3 separate regions of the Mus musculus genome follow, and regions 2 and 3 are each linked to region 1. A link is a loop called in an ENCODE intact Hi-C map of the cell type or tissue named here. Cell type or tissue: heart. All regions are shown on one strand.

The links. A loop is a pair of places that touch in the nucleus more often than their neighbours do. Peaks named below come from ENCODE experiments on the same cell type or tissue, not always from the same donor. Only the 100,000 strongest peaks of a DNase experiment are listed, where the experiment ranks them.
Region 2: a loop joins it to region 1, with 7 times the contacts of the local background. A loop is called at or near these places in 5 of 42 quality-filtered maps.
Region 3: it touches region 1 in a loop (3-fold over the local background); 3 of 42 quality-filtered maps call a loop at or near these places.

What each region holds. Positions count from the first base shown.
Region 1 is chr5:9,160,590-9,163,089 of GRCm38, reverse strand. It overlaps Dmtf1 (cyclin D binding myb-like transcription factor 1), which reads left to right and starts at 1,314. Exons shown (of 18, transcript NM_011806.3): 1 at 1,314-1,476. It overlaps Gm46901 (predicted gene, 46901), which reads left to right and starts at 2,180. Exons shown (of 1, transcript NR_166570.1): 1 at 2,180-2,500. In heart, no CTCF peak of the experiment used is centred here; DNase peaks (open chromatin) are centred at 739 and 1,369; H3K4me3 peaks cover 2,201 bases; H3K27ac peaks cover 2,028 bases.
Region 2 is chr5:9,099,785-9,102,284 of GRCm38, reverse strand. It overlaps Tmem243 (transmembrane protein 243, mitochondrial), which reads right to left and starts at 1,548. Exons shown (of 5, transcript NM_001081029.1): 1 at 1,426-1,548; 2 at 890-1,068. The coding sequence starts at 967. In heart, CTCF peaks have their summits at 1,155 and 1,720; DNase peaks (open chromatin) are centred at 944 and 1,614; H3K4me3 peaks cover 1,995 bases; H3K27ac peaks cover 1,182 bases; H3K27me3 peaks cover 420 bases.
Region 3 is chr5:8,867,166-8,869,665 of GRCm38, reverse strand. No RefSeq gene overlaps it. Among named protein-coding and RNA genes, the nearest start is that of Abcb4, 25 kb to the left of the region's middle. In heart, a CTCF peak has its summit at 1,431 (motif pointing left); no DNase peak of the experiment used is centred here.

The DNA of each region.
Region 1 (2,500 bases):
GGGGAAAAAATGATTTTCCCTTTCCCCAGATCTACCATTTGCAAACAGCTTCTTGATTAGGAATGGGACTTTGTGTATCACTAGTAGTGAAAGGAAAGCAAAGTATAACGTGTATCTGCTGAATCATAAAAGCAACACCAATAGGAACCCCAATGCTCAGAATTGTGTATCTTAGAACTTTTGGGTTGGTTTGGTTTGGTTGAGATGTGTTCTATGTAGCCAACACTGCCTCAAAATCCAGTCTTCTTTCTGCCTCAACCTCTTCTCTGCTGAAATTAATAGGTTCGAACAATTGTGCCCAGCATGGGGCAAAAGGCAACTTTTTTGATGTTCTCATCATAGAGTCTGCACTTTTTGTAGCAGTGTTTATGGCAGAAAACCACATCTGACCAGTGTGCAGTTAAGTGACTGTAGAATGCCTATCCCTAAGTGGGTTTTTATAATGCAATCCTTACACCAAAGGTATAGGAGCGTTGCTGAAGATGGGGGGCAGAAAACTTGAAAGAGTCAGGGGAATGGGAAGACTTCTGTTTTAACACCCACCACTCAGCAGCTGTGGTCCCATGCATACCACCACTCCACTCCACATTCCAGCATGGATGGCGAACAAGGTTCCATCTCTGGCTAGGGAGCTACAAGCAGTCAAGACTGCTGAGGAAGAGTCAACTTCCTTCCTGAAGAGATCAGATTGTTTTCCCACGTCCAAGCGGGGCGCAGCCCTACACTGAAGTACATCTGGGCTACATGTGTGTACCCAGAAATACACCCCTACAATAGGACATGAATTTGAGTCGGGGGCATGTCAGGGAAAACACGGGGAGGAGTTGGAGTGGATAGGAAGGAGTAAATATGGTCAAAATGCATCTATTCATGTATGAACCTGATTCTTAAAGATTGGCATGGGAACAGGGCTTCTATTTTGTTCATCTCTAAGAATCCAGAAAATAGAGCTGCACTCGGCATAGCTACCAGCACTGAACTTTAAATGCATAAAGAACTGTAGTCTCCTAAAAGCGAGGTCACACTCACGGAGGTCACCTTTCACAAGAATTATAGAGACACACCGCTCCCTCTTCGCTTCGGAGATTGCGGAAACTAAAAGACAGATGGTGCAGACGCCTGCCAAGGGAAAGACCCTCCTTTACGTCTATCACCCGCCACAGCTCGACGGCGACCGTCCGACCCTATCGCTCGCTGAGAATGGCGCTCGATTCCGCAGCAACCCATCAGCTTGCCGACGCAGACGGAAGTGACGTCGGGGGTGGCGCGCGGGCCCGCCCCCCAGGAGAGGCGGGCCGCAGGGGGGGTGCTGGGAGGGCGGGGGCGGGGCGCGGCCTCGCGGCTCCGTTTCCGGTGGCTGGTTGCGCTCGCTCACCCCAGCTGCAGCCACTCTCTCCCGCGGCTGCTTCCTCCATCCTGGTATTTTTTGGAGCCTCCATCCTGGTTCTTCCAAAGTGCCCGGACCCAAAACAGGAAGTAAGTGCGATGGAACCTTCAGGTCCGGGCCTCCGCCGCAGCCGCTCCGCCCAGTGCGGCCGAGCCGGCCCCTTCGCGGGCCTTGGCTGTCGCCGGCTGGGTGCCGCGGGCGGGGTCGGAGTCCGGGCTTCGCTTAGCCGCCGCGGCAGGCCCCGCACGCCGCGCCCGCGGTCTCCGTCGCCGGCTCAAGCGGCCGCTGGCGGCTGGAACTCCCGAGCGATCCCTGGGGCGCAGCGGCGAGCCGGTGGGGGCGGAAAATGGCGGCGGGCTGGAGGAACTAAATGGCGCCGGGACCCCTGGGGGTGGGCCCGAGTCGCGGAGGACGGCGCCGGGGGCCCCGCGGGCGTGTGCGTGCTGGGCGGCGGAGCTGCCAGCCTGGCTTGGCTGGGGTGCACTGAGCCCCCTCGGCTGCGTGGGTGGGGTGGGCAGGGCAGTGGGGGCGGGGGTCGTCCCAAGCCCACCATTTCTCCTCGGCTCGTTTGGCCCGTGAGCCCCTCGCCGGTTGGACTCAGCGAAGGAAGTCATGGTTGCCAGTCGGACTTTCTCTTTAGAGACCGCGCGGGACGTGGCCTGGGGTGCGGGGAGAGTCCTGGCCCAGCCAACTAGTAATTGTCAGGATCGTGCGGAGCAGACCTTTAGCGTTTCAAAACCCTCTTTGGCCCTCTAGCAAGAACTTTTTTTTTTTTTTTTTTTTTTTTTTTTGAGAATCTCCCCGCAACCTTAACGAGTTTTACTCCGAAAGAAGTGGTCCAGTGCCATCCTGTGCTGTTCAGTGATACAGCATATGTTTTTATAGTTAAAGACTTCGGTGTAGCTAAAGAAAGAGTGATAGCCCGTGATTGCTTTTGTCAGCCCTTGTACCTCTTTCTGACAGCTAGACTTCCTTTGGGACAACCTCCAAAGAAAAATGCATTTCAGTACTGTTTGTGATGTGTTATGTCTTAAGCTAGATGTACTGACTTTTATTAATTAGAGCTATATTTTCGTGTTGTAAATAACTTTTGTGGCTTTTAGGCTGTAAATT
Region 2 (2,500 bases), 61 kb after region 1:
TAATCTTCATGGTAGACTGGCAGCTTCCAAGTTTAGGATTCCCCATGACTGCCAGGTGGAGAAGTTCCCTGTGTGTGGTACAGGCTCTTCCCACAAGGTAAGAAACCCAGCTCTACAGTAACCACAGCAACTTTCAAAGGCTGACTGCTCCTATCAGGGGTCAGGGGGTCTACAGTCACCAACGTCATTTACAAGTGGGGGGGGGGGGAGGGTAAGAGAGCTACAGGTTAATCTTGCCCTGACTTCTGAGAAAGTTTTATGCTGAATACAGAGTTTCTTGATTGTCCCCAAGGCAAGGGGGCTGGGGGTGGGGAGCAAGTTTCAGAAAGTTAACGCTAAGTACAGAGAAAGACTTTTGTTGACTGCAGGCCAGAGGCTCTATCTAGTCAAGCTTCTAGAAAACGGTTAGTGCCTCTGCCTATTTGAGAGCTGGGACCCTTTGTTTGATCACCTCCTGGGATTGTGGCCAACATCCACCTTCATGGAGCTGCTTCACATCCTCATCCTCTTAAGAACTCTAGGTAAGCAATCATCAGAAGCAACCCTGGGCTCTCGATGCACTCCTGAAACCACTAAAGCCCTGGACGCACACCTGAAGTGTGGAGCTGGAAAGTGCGCTTATGCAACCTTCGCAGGACTTTCCCTCCACGGTGGGGTTTCCGCACTCTCCGTAAGGGCTTCCCACAAACTGCCCAGAACTTTCTGAACTTTTCTCCACTCCAAACTGCTCTTGGTGCAGAGTGCAGGGCAAACATCCCAAGAGAGGGGCGGGACGGCAAGAACAGTTCTTCCCACTTCCAAGTACCCTCCAGGCAGGCTGCAAGGAGCCAGCGGGGTGGAGGGAGGCGGGATTCTCGCACTCTGGCCCGGGGCCCACTCCCGCACTCACCTTGGCAGACGTCTCCCCGAACAGAGGTCTGTTATCCAGGCCGCTGGTCCCGTAGGTCCTGGTAGCAAAGTCCTCCATTTTAGGGCTGCTTCGCTCGTCCCCGGACGCTCAAAAGCGAGTCCGCATCAGCTCGCGAAGTCCGGACGCCCGCCCCTCACGGCGCACGCATGGCCCGGGCCCTGGGGGGGTGGGGAGGGCGGGAAATCCCGACGGGGCGACTGTCACTCCCGGGGGCCCCTGGCCGCTCCGCCCCAGCCCCGCCGTCCTCATCTCCAGCGGCCGCCGCGGGAAGTGAAAGGAAACAAACAGCGCTTGGCCGCCGCCCCGCCCGCGCCCGCCGCCCCCAATCTCGGCCGGGGCTCCACCGGGAGAAAGTTTGCCTGGCGCGAGTCCCCCGCGCGGCGGGGCGGCGGGAGTGAAGTTGCGGGCCGGGCGGCCCCGCACACCACCCTAGCTCGGCTGAGAGCTCCGCATCCGCCCGCTCGCGTCCCGTCCCCCGTGCTCCCCGCAGCCCCGGCTGCGCCCGCAAGCCAGACCTCGGCGTCCCGCGCCGCGCGCGCGGCGGATCCAGGCAGCGGCCGCGACCCCGAGCCGTGGCCCCCACACGCCGGCCGGACGCCGGCGCCGTGCGGCGAGTCCCCCCGGGCTCTCCGGTCCGGGACCTGCGGCCACTGTCGCAAACCGGTCGGGCCCGCCCAGATCGCGTCACGACTCAGGCAGCCAATCCCACGGGCAGAGGCGCCGCCTGGGCTGCAGAGCTTTATTTACAGAGGTGCGGGTCGTCCCACCGAGGCGCGGGTCCCCGCTGCCAAGCGTTTCTCCGCCTCTTGGCAATTGGCGGCTGCGCGGTGCACGTAGTGGCTAAAGCAGGGTTCTGAAGACCGACTCGAATTTGGCGTCTTAAAACCCGACAACCTGCTTCGACCACTCCAGGATTTGGATGTGGACACTTTACAGTATCGGAGGCAATCGTGTATGCGTGTTTTATTCTGTATTACACACAGAATAAGAGGTCCTAGTTTACATAAACAGTTAGGTATTTCGTTGCCTGGTCCAGTGGGGGTGCTGCCACAGGCCAGAGCTTCGCATCTTGGGCCTTTTTGGAGTCTTGGGGCTTAGAGAGCTGAATGGAATGGACAAGCTGCACAAGTACCGTCGCTCTACATTTGAAGTTCTTCCTAAAAGCTAAAAACCAAACAACTACACTAATAGGATTGGGCTGACACTAATACCTAGCTAGATTCAAGAAAGTTCGGAAAGTGTTAGTGTGCAGGAGACTCTAAGCTGAAGCGATACCTCCACGAACGCTTAGAATCTAGACATGGGTTCCAGTGCCACGCAACAGTTTAGAACAAGGGATGGAATAACAACCACAACGAACTTCCAGCCCTGAGTACACGTAAGTATTATACATATCCCCATTGCCCAATCATTACACGTGTTTTACAAATTAGCTGTTTACTCGCGACTTTACCTTAACAACAGCAATACTACATAATCCAGCACCCACTTCTATTAAAAGTTCTATTTAAAGATTCATATTAAAAGGTCCTACAAATTAATTCACTTACTTATATTCAGTTTCATTCAACAAAAAATATTTTTGAGGCT
Region 3 (2,500 bases), 290 kb after region 1:
TCATGGAAATAAAAGTAAAAAAAAAAAAAATTCTATAATGTGTAAGATAGTCCCTTAGGTGATGTGGGGAATAAAAAGGTAACGTAAGACAATTCTGCACTCATGTAGCATGCACTTTAATGGATAAAATATAGAAACAAACGACCGATGTGCAGCAGAGGTTTAGAAAAGTGAAACAAGAGAGCCAAGGCAGGGGTCTTTGAAAAATCCCTTGAAAAGCAGAGATTGTCCCCGAATAAAACTGAAGTAGGAGGACGAGATAGAAACACAGGACATCTGGGGTCTGCAGAGGGGTGAAGAGCTCACATTGCTCTGGCAGAGTCCCTGGGTTCGATTCCCAGCACTCACTTCAGAAGGCTGGCCTCCTCCTGGAATGCCATATTCAGGGGATTCAACCCCTTCCATGGGCACTGCACTGCATCCACACTCACAGACAGACACACACTCATCATGTCACTAAACATAGAAGTAAGCTTTGAAAAAAAATACAGGACAAGCCCTGCTTTAATTTTATTTTCAAGTAAACAATAAATATTTTAGTGTGAATAAAAAAAAATTTACTCCTGTTTAGTAAATTCTGTGGGCTGTGTAATATATGAGACAATAAAAAAGTACTTGTCATTTTGTTGATTTAAATATATATATTATGAAGCTGTGTTCCCAAATATATATATTTCCTCTCTCTTCCTCTCTCACTGAGACAGGATCCCACTATGTAGCCCCTGGTGGTCAGGACCTCATGATCCTCTGGCCTCAGTCTTTTGAGAGCTAGAGTTTTAGACTTATGCTATCTTCCCTGGTGTAAGTAGCTTTCAGGCATTCTTCCTGGTGTATCTTGTAAGGCACTACTGGAGGTGATGGACTGTCTACATTGGCTTGTCTTAGGTTTTTATTTTTATTCAATATCCTCTTGGCTTACAATGATTCTGCTAAGAATCTGCTGCTAATCTAATACACTAGGTGACAGCTGACAGTTGACTAATAAACCGTGGGCTGCACTGCTTCATGTCACGTCTACTTGGGGTCCTCTCGTGCTCCTGGATGTGTAGCCAAGAGGAGAGAGTTTCAGTTACTGTTGTATCTGGCTGTCCTCCTTTCTTTCCCCTTTAGGTTCTGTAAAAGGCAGGAATGCACTCCTTAGAAAGAGTGGGCTCAGCAGAACAGCAATGGCTTTGATCCTCTCAGACTCACACCTCCCCCCTTCACCCTACCCCTTCCTTTGTCTCTCTCAGGGCAGACAAACTTCCAGGAGAGGATGTGCTTTTCTTAGAAGCCCATTTTACCCAGAATTCAATCTGTTATAAATCGACATATAAGATTTATAGGGATTTAAGCATTCCTAAAGTTGAAAAGAATTCACTGGGGTTAGAGGTGTTAGTCTGAGCATGCTCCCCTGATGGGGAAATCCTGAAGCTGGCCAGCACTGCCACCTACTGCTCTTTGTCTTGTTTTGTCAACTGTCCCCAAGTATCCCTTAATCTTGTTCTGGGAGTCCTGAGCTGTTGGTGGCCACCACTTATGTTTCATGTCCTGTTTGGGAGCTTGTTGGTGCTAATGTGACTAACCTGGAGAAATCACAATGTAGACTCCTGGAAGCTTTCTGAGCTGGGCTTCAGACCTGTCCCTTCTGACCTTGAGGACTTTGCTAGGCACTCTCTTCCCTGATGTGGGGTCTCAGCTGGAGAACAGGGGCCACACTGTGGGCGTGCTTTCTCCTACTCCCTGAGCTTCCATCCTAGGGCTCTGGGTTGTGCAGGTTCCTGGCTCTCCCTTACTGCCACCTTCATTCTGACCAGTACCACTGTCCCCCAAACACAGCTATTCATTTGCTGCTCGGCTTCTCTGTGGAGATGAGGCGAGTTCTCGGTACTCATTTGGCTATCTGGCCTGGTGTCCAGTTTAGTTTTGTAAAAGATTACACACTATTCCAGTTGGTGATCGCAAAGAAAATATAATGCTTTTTATCTAATTTTAAAGAAGTCTGTTATGTTAAGATGAACAGATTTTGCTTCTTTAAGGCAAGGTCTTATTGTATCCTGGACTGACATGACACTTGCTTTGCAGCCTGGATGGCCTCAAACTCAAGATCCTCCTGCCTCAGCTCCTGGAGTCCTAGAATTACAGGTATGTACAGCAATGCTCAACTTTAAACTATTAAGCTAACATTAAAGCTGTACAATTTTTAATATTATAGCTAATGCTTCAACAGCATCCTTTTATGTCTCTCAACTAAATTTCAAGAGTTGGAATATATGCCATATTGAAGCATATACTTACTTAAAATACGTATGTTGTTAATATTTAAGCAAAAACTATTACAGTAAAGATACCCTCTATGAATTGGGATGTTACTAAGCAAGTCAGCCTTTGTTTTGTTCTGTTTTGTTTTGCTTTGTTTTGTTTTGTTTTTCATGACAGGGTTTCTCTGTGTAGCTCTGGCTATCCCAGGACTTGCTCTGTAAACCAGACTTAACTTACACATTTTTTTTTGCTATTGGAA